2 separate regions of the Homo sapiens genome follow, and region 2 is linked to region 1. The links are chromatin contacts, found by Hi-C or POLR2A ChIA-PET in ENCODE. All regions are on one chromosome and are shown on one strand. Each heading gives the region's core, a stretch centred on a gene start or an enhancer-like site at or near the end of the contact. The rest is flanking DNA. Distances are from core to core; before and after follow the strand shown. Region 1 holds the start of TCF4 (transcription factor 4). Region 2 holds the start of LINC01415 (long intergenic non-protein coding RNA 1415).

Region 1 (4,535 bases), core at 202-2,701:
GTTTAGTTTTAGGGGTGTCTATTTTTGCTTTCCACTGGGGTGAGATTCCATTATTTGGGGTAATCAGTGGGTAGGGAATTGAAGGCCAGTAATAAAACTCAAAAAAAAAAAAAAGCCTGAATCTTCCATCACACCACAAAATTATAGTTAAAAACTTGTCAAAAAGACCTTCATATTTACCAAGGATTCAGCCAATTAAAAATTATTACTGTCCTTTAGATTCCTACTGGTTTCTAGCTGAAGTGTTTGGGTTTTTGTTTTGTTTTTTTCACAGCTGTTGTTAGTTTCCACCGTTCTTTCTTACCGCACTGAAATCCAGTAAATCACTCAGCTCTTTGTCCGTCCCTAAGGCAGCCATTCGCTGTTGGTGATGCATTTTAGCAAAATCACACAAACCTAGAAACATGGAAATAACCGCAATCAGAAAATCCAGTCCCAATCCTTGGAGAAAACACAATCGGATTTTTGGAGACTGGGGGGTTGGGGGTGGGGACGTGGGGGCGGGTGGGATTAAGGTGGAAAGGAGGAAGGGATGGGAGACTTGTTGTTGGGTTGGGTTTGGTTTTGTTTTTTTAAGATGGAATAGGCAGCAATAGCAAAAAAAAAAAAAAAAAAAAAAAAAAAAAAAAAAAAAGCGATATTGTATTTCCAAAGAGACGATCAAACTGGTAACATCCACTATAAAACCAAATCAGGGAAAGAAAAAAAAAAAGCCGCTCTTCAGCGCATCATTTTATGCAACAGGAGGTAGAGCGAGAAATGAATGGATCACAGAGAAAAGAGAAACTACTGAGAACGATCCGATCTCAACTTTCCCCCCACCCTGCACCCCACCCCCCTCGCACACTCACACTCGCACACGCACACACACTCGCACACACCACTCCCCTCCGCTTTTCAAAGTAGCTATCAAGAAATTAAAGATGAGCGTCTCTGGAGTGAAAACACGTCCAAAGGGGGAGGGGTGGGGTGACAGGGTTGGGGGGAGCGGAGTGGAGGGTCGGGTCCTCTAATTGTCCAGCACCCTAATTTGTGAAAGAAAGGGGTTATAAAAATTAAAGTCAGGCCCCTGGCAAAGTCCTCGGTCCCTCCGAGGGGGCATCAAGGGGAGGGGCGGGGGGGCTGGCGGCGAGGGGGAGGGAAGCGGCGGGAGGGGAAGGGGTGTCTCTTCTGGGAGCGCCGGGCGCCGGGAGCCCGCGGCGCGGGAGGCGCGGAGCCGCGTGCGGGGCCGCCGAGCCCGAACCCCGCGCCGCCGGGCGCCTCCGCCCCGCCGAGCCCCGCAGGCGCCGGTACCTACCGCCCGCGCGCGAGAAGGGGCTCTCCGTGCACCGCCGGCGCCGAGGCGGCGTTCATGTCTAACCGCCGCCGCCACCGCCGCCGCCTGCTCCTGCGCCCGCTCCCGCGCCTGCTGCCTCCCCGCCGCCGCCGCCGCCGCCGCCACTACAGATCCGCAGACACACAGCCAAGATCCCTGACTCTTAACACCAACTCTCTTCTCCGGGGAGGGGAGGGGACGGAGGGAAGGGGGGAGGGGGAAACACGCCGAGGCGCACGGAATTGCAAGTTCAGCAAAGAAATGGGTGGGGGGGCTCCGGCGGGGAGACGCGACTTGCTCCGGGTCGGGCAGGCTAGGATGCATCCCCCTCGCACCCACCCCGAGGGGAAAAAAAAAAAATCTCAACACCTCCCCCGCCTCGCCAAAAAATACAAACGAAAATTCATCGAGCACCTCATTTTTCCTCAGATCGTCAGTTACAATCTGAAGCCTGAACAGTTCAGTTTTTGCCCGTTGCATCCCTCGGAGGCACTTTGAAATTTATTCGAGTTTACATCCCCTCACTTCTTTCTTTCTCTTACTCTCGTTCCCTCTCACTCACACATCCACACACGGCAAAGCAAGTTTATACTAGGCTGCAAATACACGTGATGCAAAAAGACTTTGCCAAGAGGAACAATATTTTTCTTTTTCGTCTATAAATCAAGCCACATTTTCCTGGGGAGATTTTCGTTTCGGTAGTTTTGCGTTGGGGGCGAAATCTGAATTGCATACTTTCTTTCCCCTCCCTTTTAAGTCACAGAATAGTATAACTGCAAACTTCGAAAAAAAAAAAGGGCAATTTTTGGGGGTGGATGTTGTTTTGTTTTTGCACTTGAGTTCCTAGGCACGCTAAGTCCCTGTTCGCCAGCACTGTAAGTTTTTAATTCAACATTTACCATTATAGGCCCTGCATGCTCTTAAAACATACTTTTTCACATCACTTTTTAGGATAAAATTTAAGCTTCATAATTCTATCGTTTCGTAATAACAAGCGTGCTTTATCCGGTATATGCAACATAAGCTATTTTAACGTGTGTTTGAAAAAAAAAACACACATTCTACAAATCCTGGTATTGCTAGATGTGCGAGTACATACACAAAATGCATGCACACACTTTTTCCCATTGGCAATTATTTAATAGGTTGTCCCTTTTGTTTTAATAAAACATCGGGATCGACATTTTAAAAATTAAATTCAATTACAAACAGTTTACTCTGACGGCAAATTGAAACGTTACCTTAAATGGCCACAAATATTCTCACAATATTCCAAGGAAAGAGACTTTAAAAAGAGAGACAAAAATCTTCTGCAAGTACTTAGTATCTCACATGTGTATCCCCAAAAAGTATTTTAACTGGTACTCAGTCCTGCTCCAGGGATATCCACAGATTACAAGATTATGCACCTGGCTCTGGTTTTTGCATTTTCCACCATAAAACTGCAACAAAATTCCCTCCCCCAAAAAAGAAATCATTAAAAAAAAATCCAACAACTTTTTCTTATTGTTTATAAAAAAAAAAATGAACACAGGATAGTTATAATTTTTCCTCAAACAATTCTTGTTGGTGATTTTTTTTCTTCTCTCATAAAGTCTTAAACTTGTTCCAAGTTTAGAGGTGTCTCATCATCATCATCCTCCTCCTCATCATCATCACCATGGACTCCCCCGTGGAGTCACATTGATAATAATAGGTTTCCCTGAAAGATACATTGTAATCCATTCACATCCGGGAACTGCGGGCTTATAAAGAGAAGGAGCTGCGGCCGCGGCTGCTCCTCCAGACAATGACTGGGAAGGGGCGGGGCGGGAGCAGGCGACCATAGAGTGGTAAACAGAGCGCCTAGAGAGGCGGCCAAGATGGCGGTGCTGGTCGACCACGCCTCCTCCGGGAGCGGAGGCGGGTGGCTGTTCTCGGGTAGGCGTCGCGCGTGGGGCGGCACTGTGGGAGTTCCCGAGGCCGAGGTCGTTCGCAGGCCCCATTTCCCTGCGCTCTTATTCGTGTTGCCGCTTCTTGGCCGTCCTTGCTCTTTGACACAAAAGTGTAGTTTCGGCACAAATTTACAAATTAAACTCCACAGACTTCCGCAGGGAAGTGAGATACCCCCAGGTCTCCCTGAGGAAGGCTCGGGAAAGACTGGGCCGGCCTCACTCACAGTAAGCCTGACCCTGGGTTCTCCCACTGTGTGGAGCCAGATTTCTCAGCGAGCCTTGGGCGGCATGGGAAAAGGCCTCTGGGCCAAGTTGGTCCTAGGCTGGAAGAGGGATGTGGGTCCTCTCCTCCAACTCCCCCACCCTATCTTCTTATAGAGCGCTGGAAGTGTGTGAACTTTCCAAGTCCAAAAAGTCTTCACTTGGCGAAGACCTTCATCTATTGCTTTGTAGACTCAAATGTAGTTTGTGCCATAAGCCACGACTGACTCAACCCATTTCTGGCCAAGCAGTTACCTTCTGTAGCCTGTTTTCTGGTCTGTGTAAAGCAAATAACGCCCACTTTACGAATTTTATAGTGGATACAGATAAAGATGAAGCCACCACGAAAGAAATAATTCCTTTTCATCTCTTAATTCCTTGCTAAATCAACTGATACCGCTAACCTAGCCAATGGAATTTTAAATGGAAATTTCCCTACTCCAAAACAATAGCTTTTAGTCTTTGCAACAGAAAAGCAAGTAATAATAATGACAGATAACACATGTGTTTACTATATGCTAAACAGTGTTCCTATAACTTCACAAATACTGGCTACTTTAAGCCTAAGAATAACCCTATGGAGTATGTATTACTACTGTAATTTGTATATTGGGCAACAGAAGCAAGTAAAATTGAGTAGCTTGACCCAAGGAAGAAGTTTTGTAAGTGGTACAAACTTAACTAAGTCACACAACTATATTGAGTGACAGAGCCCACCTTTGAAACCAGACAGTCTGTGATAACAGTCCACATTCAACCATATTCCTATATACCATCTGGCAGTGGGAACATCCTAATCTCCATTTGCTGATAAAAGTTTGTGGCAGTAACAGAGTTCAGATCAATTTCGGCGATCTTTTACTTACATGTAAGTTTTTACAGAACAAGAATTAAGGCATTTATTGGTTGTTTCCTGTACATTCACACATGGTGAAGATTCCTGTCTTCCATCCCCATTCGGTGTTCTCATCTCAAAATAATATCTTACATTTAGACATTACTTTTTGCTGCATTATCACAAGCAT
Region 2 (4,106 bases), core at 1,569-4,068, 190 kb after region 1:
TTCTTTTTCTCCAGGACACATTATATTTCCTACTCCTTAACTCTCTTCTAAGAGACCTTGTTTGTCAATCATGTACTTATGCAACTTCTCCATTCTACATTACACTGAAGAACAAGACCTAACAGGATTTGATAAAACCAGTAACAGAACACTCTTCCATCTCCCTATCCACTTCCCCCTTCCCCTCCCCCCAAAACCAAAACCAAAACCAAAAAAACCTTACAAACAAACGGGGGGAAAAAAACCCCAGTGTGACAGAGAAAACCCAAAAGTTATCAATTCAGTAATCTCCATTTAGTGTTAAAAAAAGAATGTCAAAAGGGTAGCTTGCAAGTAAGAATAAAAGAGGTTTTTCATGACCAGCTTTTCCCATTCTCTATTATCCCTCAGCGGCAGCTTTTGGTGTCTCTGGTACGAGGCAAGGTGTCGAGGGGGGCCATATTAACCCCCTGTGAATGCCTGGCCGATAATTAACATCTTGGGTCCAAGAACCGATACAATGAGCTGGGGGAACGGAATCTTTCTCAACCAGTAATAGGTAATTGAACGCTTTTGCTGATTTGATTATAAGGAATAACTCTCGGTGATCAAAACCAAAGCTGGGTTAAAATCCTAAAGCTGGGGGACAGCTGAAGCACCCACTTCACGACTTAACGTTTCAGGAATATGAATTCTATGTTCAGAAAATTTCCCCACACTCTTCTTCGCTGGCACATTCACTGATGTAGAAAATGCCAGGAGCCCCGGGGGTGTGATGTTTCCGGTGGATAATGTCTCCCGTTCCCTGCCCCGGGGCCCAGACAGTTGGTGCTTAAGCGTCTACAATGTAGAGTTTCCTGCATTTTCCTCGGGCCGCCATTTGTCTACTTGTCCCATCCAGGACATCTCCCTAAATAATCTCTAAGTGGAAAAATCACGGTCCTCTAGGAGATTTATCCGGGAACGAACGTGCGTGGGGCAGTTCAAATTCCTGAGCTCAGATTTCGTTTCCCGCGGTCAGATGGTGCGGTCGGTGGGGCCCGAGGGATGCGCACAGCTGTGCCTGAGAGGTGCTGCTCTCCCGCCACCGAAGTCGCTGGGAAATTCTGCTGCACTGAGACATTTTAATGTCGGATGTTCTAATCCTGCGGGCAAAAAAAAAAAAAAAGTTTGAACCAGGTACTGGGCTTTTGTCACGGTGAACCCCACCCGCGCCCCGCGCCGTCCCTTCATTCACTCAGGCGAGGTGGCTTGGATTTGCACCTCGTTGAAGAAGCCTCCCATGCGACATCTCCGCCAGCACCCCGCGCGGACTTGGCTGGGCGGCGGCGGGGAGTCAGCTTGTCACCGCACGGCGGCCGGGACCGCAGCCCCTGGGTGCGCAGTGCGCCTCTCGCTGCGCCCTCCTAGAGCGCGGGTCCCGTGCCTGTGCCCGGCGCGACGCGATCTCCCTGCTAGTCGGGCTCCGCGTGCTCCCCGCGCTTCCCGCAGCCTCCGCGCAGCCCGCAGCGCCCTCCAGCCCCGCCTCGCGGCCGCGGGAACCCGGCGCCTGCAGCCCCGCCCGGAACCGACCGCCAGGCGCTGTTGCCGCCGGCCACGCAACGCGGGGCCTCTGCCTGGCACCAGCCCCAGGTGCCTTGTCTCGGGTCGTGCTGTCGCGCGACACTGGGGACCCAACAGGCCGCCGGCTACTCAGCTGGCCCCGCAGCTTCCCTGCGGCTCAGCGGCCTCCCACCCAGGAGAAAACCACATTTGATGAGAGTTTTGAATCAAGCCGAGCGTTCCCCCAGATGTTCAGCTACCTCAATTTCTAATGATTCCACAATCCCTTGTGATTCATCTCTTTCCTCCTAAGGGTTGCCAATGGCTCAAAGTTTAGACTTGGGATATAAAAAACGCTATTCACAGCCTTATTAGGAGGAGTAGGTGGGGAAGGGGAACTGGATACTGAATGGATTTTTTAATCTACGGAGAAAAATCACTCAACTGAGACCCGGCCTCTTTAATTTTCCTTTCTGAATCTCAGTGACTTCCTCTATAAAATAAAATGCAAAACAATGATATCTCACCTGCGTCAGAAAGTTGGTCACATGGTCTCATGAAGTCTCTTTCAAGGCTAAGATCTCTATGATTTTGTGATCAGTAGATTGAAATTTAAGATTAGAAACAGGTTATTTCTTGAAAGCAGTAAATGGAGGGCATTATGTGTGAATCAAGTACCAGAAGCAGGGGGTCTTTGTCTCTCCCTCTCCCCAGATGGGGCAGGGTCTCCACACTCTGAAATGTTAGTGTCAGTAACACATAATCAGGAAGTCGAATATGCGGATTATCTAGTCCTTTAGGATTCTTTGCACCATTGATTCTTTCCACTAATATTGATAACCCAAAGTTAATGACATATTGTGAGTTTCTCTTCTTTGCCTTCATGTTTTCAATCCTGGAGACAGAAAAAGGAACTAATTCTCTTCTTTTAAAACAAAAACAAAAACAGAAAAAATCAATCCCATTGATCAATGTGGAAAACCAAAGACCCAAGACTCCCCTGTGCCAAATCCCTCCCATGACCCTCCACTGTGATTCAAATTGGAGTGTTCTGGAAAATGCCGGTTCGAATTGCAAGGAGGCAGAATCAATCTCTCTCTCTCTCTTCAAAGGAGACACAGGCTCTTCTCAGGGACATTCCCTTATGTCTTTTTGATGCAGGAGGTTTAAGAGTCTCCATCTTAAAGCCCGCTGAGTTGGCTGAATGCTGACTTTAGGTGCCCACTATGAGCAGTGTAGTGCCCAGTCCTCAGAAAGAATCTAGAGTATTTTTACAGAACGAATTGCCTTTGTTTACCTTTCTGAATCATTTCATGCATGTTGTTGTTTTTGACCCACCCTTTTGCTAGGATACAAGAGCCAACCTTCTGTAAGAGGGGGAGAAAAAGAAGGAAGATGTGTGAGCTCCCCCTGGTGCTTTCCCGCATTCAGGCCAACTGAAAGGAGCTGCAAGGAAACACGTCTACACAGGCATCAGGAAAAAGAAAATATCTGGATTATTTCCTTTAAAAAGGCCTGTTTCCATGCTGATGGGCCTCAGAGCAAGACTTCCAGGCTTCGGGCCTGAATTCTGTATGTCATCTTAGGAGGAATTCTTGCCTTGTCAGAGAACGTGTTTCTAAAACAAAATTTCAAGTGGGGGATTTGCCAAGCTGTCCTGCGGACAGGATTACTCTTGGAATCAAACGGGATTACTTTTTGTCCAGAATTGTTCCCTTTGTTAGGCTAGTTATTCTTTGACTGAATAATTTTCACACACTTCTCTTTGTATGTGTTGACAGCACAAAGATATCACAGGAATCTGGTACCAGCCAATTTGACTGGTGGTGACTTTAATTCCAGACAATATCTCCTATCCTAATAATAACCTGTATTCGTAATGGCCTCTTTAACACTGGGGGTCAGGGACTTCTGTGGACTCCAGTCATCTGTGAAGATCGTCGGGGAGATTTCACTCAGTCTATTCAGTATATCCAGTATAGTGGCCTGAAACAATTTATCAACGTGTAGTCAGTCAGTCCTGCTCTTGGTCCATACAGTGGAGAGTCTAAAAGATGTGTGAAATACATTCCCTACCTACACATGGGCAAATCACTTAAAGGAGCAAACTTTAATGTTCACTAACATAGTTAAAATGGATGGGCCAACATTATCATGGTTCTTTCACCTCCTAAGTAAATGCAAAGCTTTTCTTCACTCCATTTTGTATGTGTAATTTTGATTGAGTGGGAATCTTGTAAAGCCAAAAATGGAACTGAAAGCCCACTCATAAGACCATAAGTTTTTTTTTTAATTTTTAATTTTTCTTTTCAGGCAGGGTATTGCTGTGTCGCCCAGGCTTGAGTGCAGTGGTGCCATCATGGCTCACTGCAACCTCTGCCTCCCAGGATCAAGCGATCCTCCCACCTCAGCCTCCTGAGTAGCTGGGACTTACTGTTGTGCACCACCACAGCTGGCTAATTGTTAGAATTTTAATTTTTATTTTTTTGTAGAGACAAGGTTTTACCATGTTGTCCAGGCTAGTCTTGAACTCATGGACTCAGGTTAACCACCTGCCCCAGCCTCCCAGAGTGCTGGGATTACAG

The links. A loop is a pair of places that touch in the nucleus more often than their neighbours do. ChIA-PET counts read pairs that join two places held with the same protein, here RNA polymerase II (POLR2A). Pooled maps may share reads with other maps.
Region 2: a loop to region 1 is called in a map of heart right ventricle, with 18 times the contacts of the local background. The contact joins the promoter of LINC01415 here to the promoter of TCF4 in region 1. A Hi-C loop is called at or near these places in 44 of 168 maps with a recorded cell type or tissue (A673, B cell, Caco-2 and 20 more), 15 of 37 single-sample maps with no recorded cell type and 38 of 50 pooled maps. POLR2A ChIA-PET finds 5 or more read pairs at or near these places in 10 of 52 experiments (AG04449, AG04450, H1 and 6 more).

What each region holds. Positions count from the first base shown.
Region 1 is chr18:55,586,741-55,591,275 of GRCh38, forward strand. It overlaps TCF4 (transcription factor 4), which reads right to left and starts at 1,452. Exons shown (of 20, transcript NM_001083962.2): 1 at 1,298-1,452; 2 at 305-396. The coding sequence starts at 376. LOC105372126 (a long non-coding RNA gene) reads left to right here and starts at 3,159. Exons shown (of 3, transcript XR_935479.3): 1 at 3,159-3,235. RefSeq lists an enhancer at 3,037-3,266.
Region 2 is chr18:55,778,907-55,783,012 of GRCh38, forward strand. It overlaps LINC01415 (long intergenic non-protein coding RNA 1415), which reads right to left and starts at 2,819. Exons shown (of 2, transcript NR_145452.1): 1 at 2,049-2,819; 2 at 1-1,124. All of the region lies in intron 2 of LOC105372130 (a long non-coding RNA gene), which reads left to right.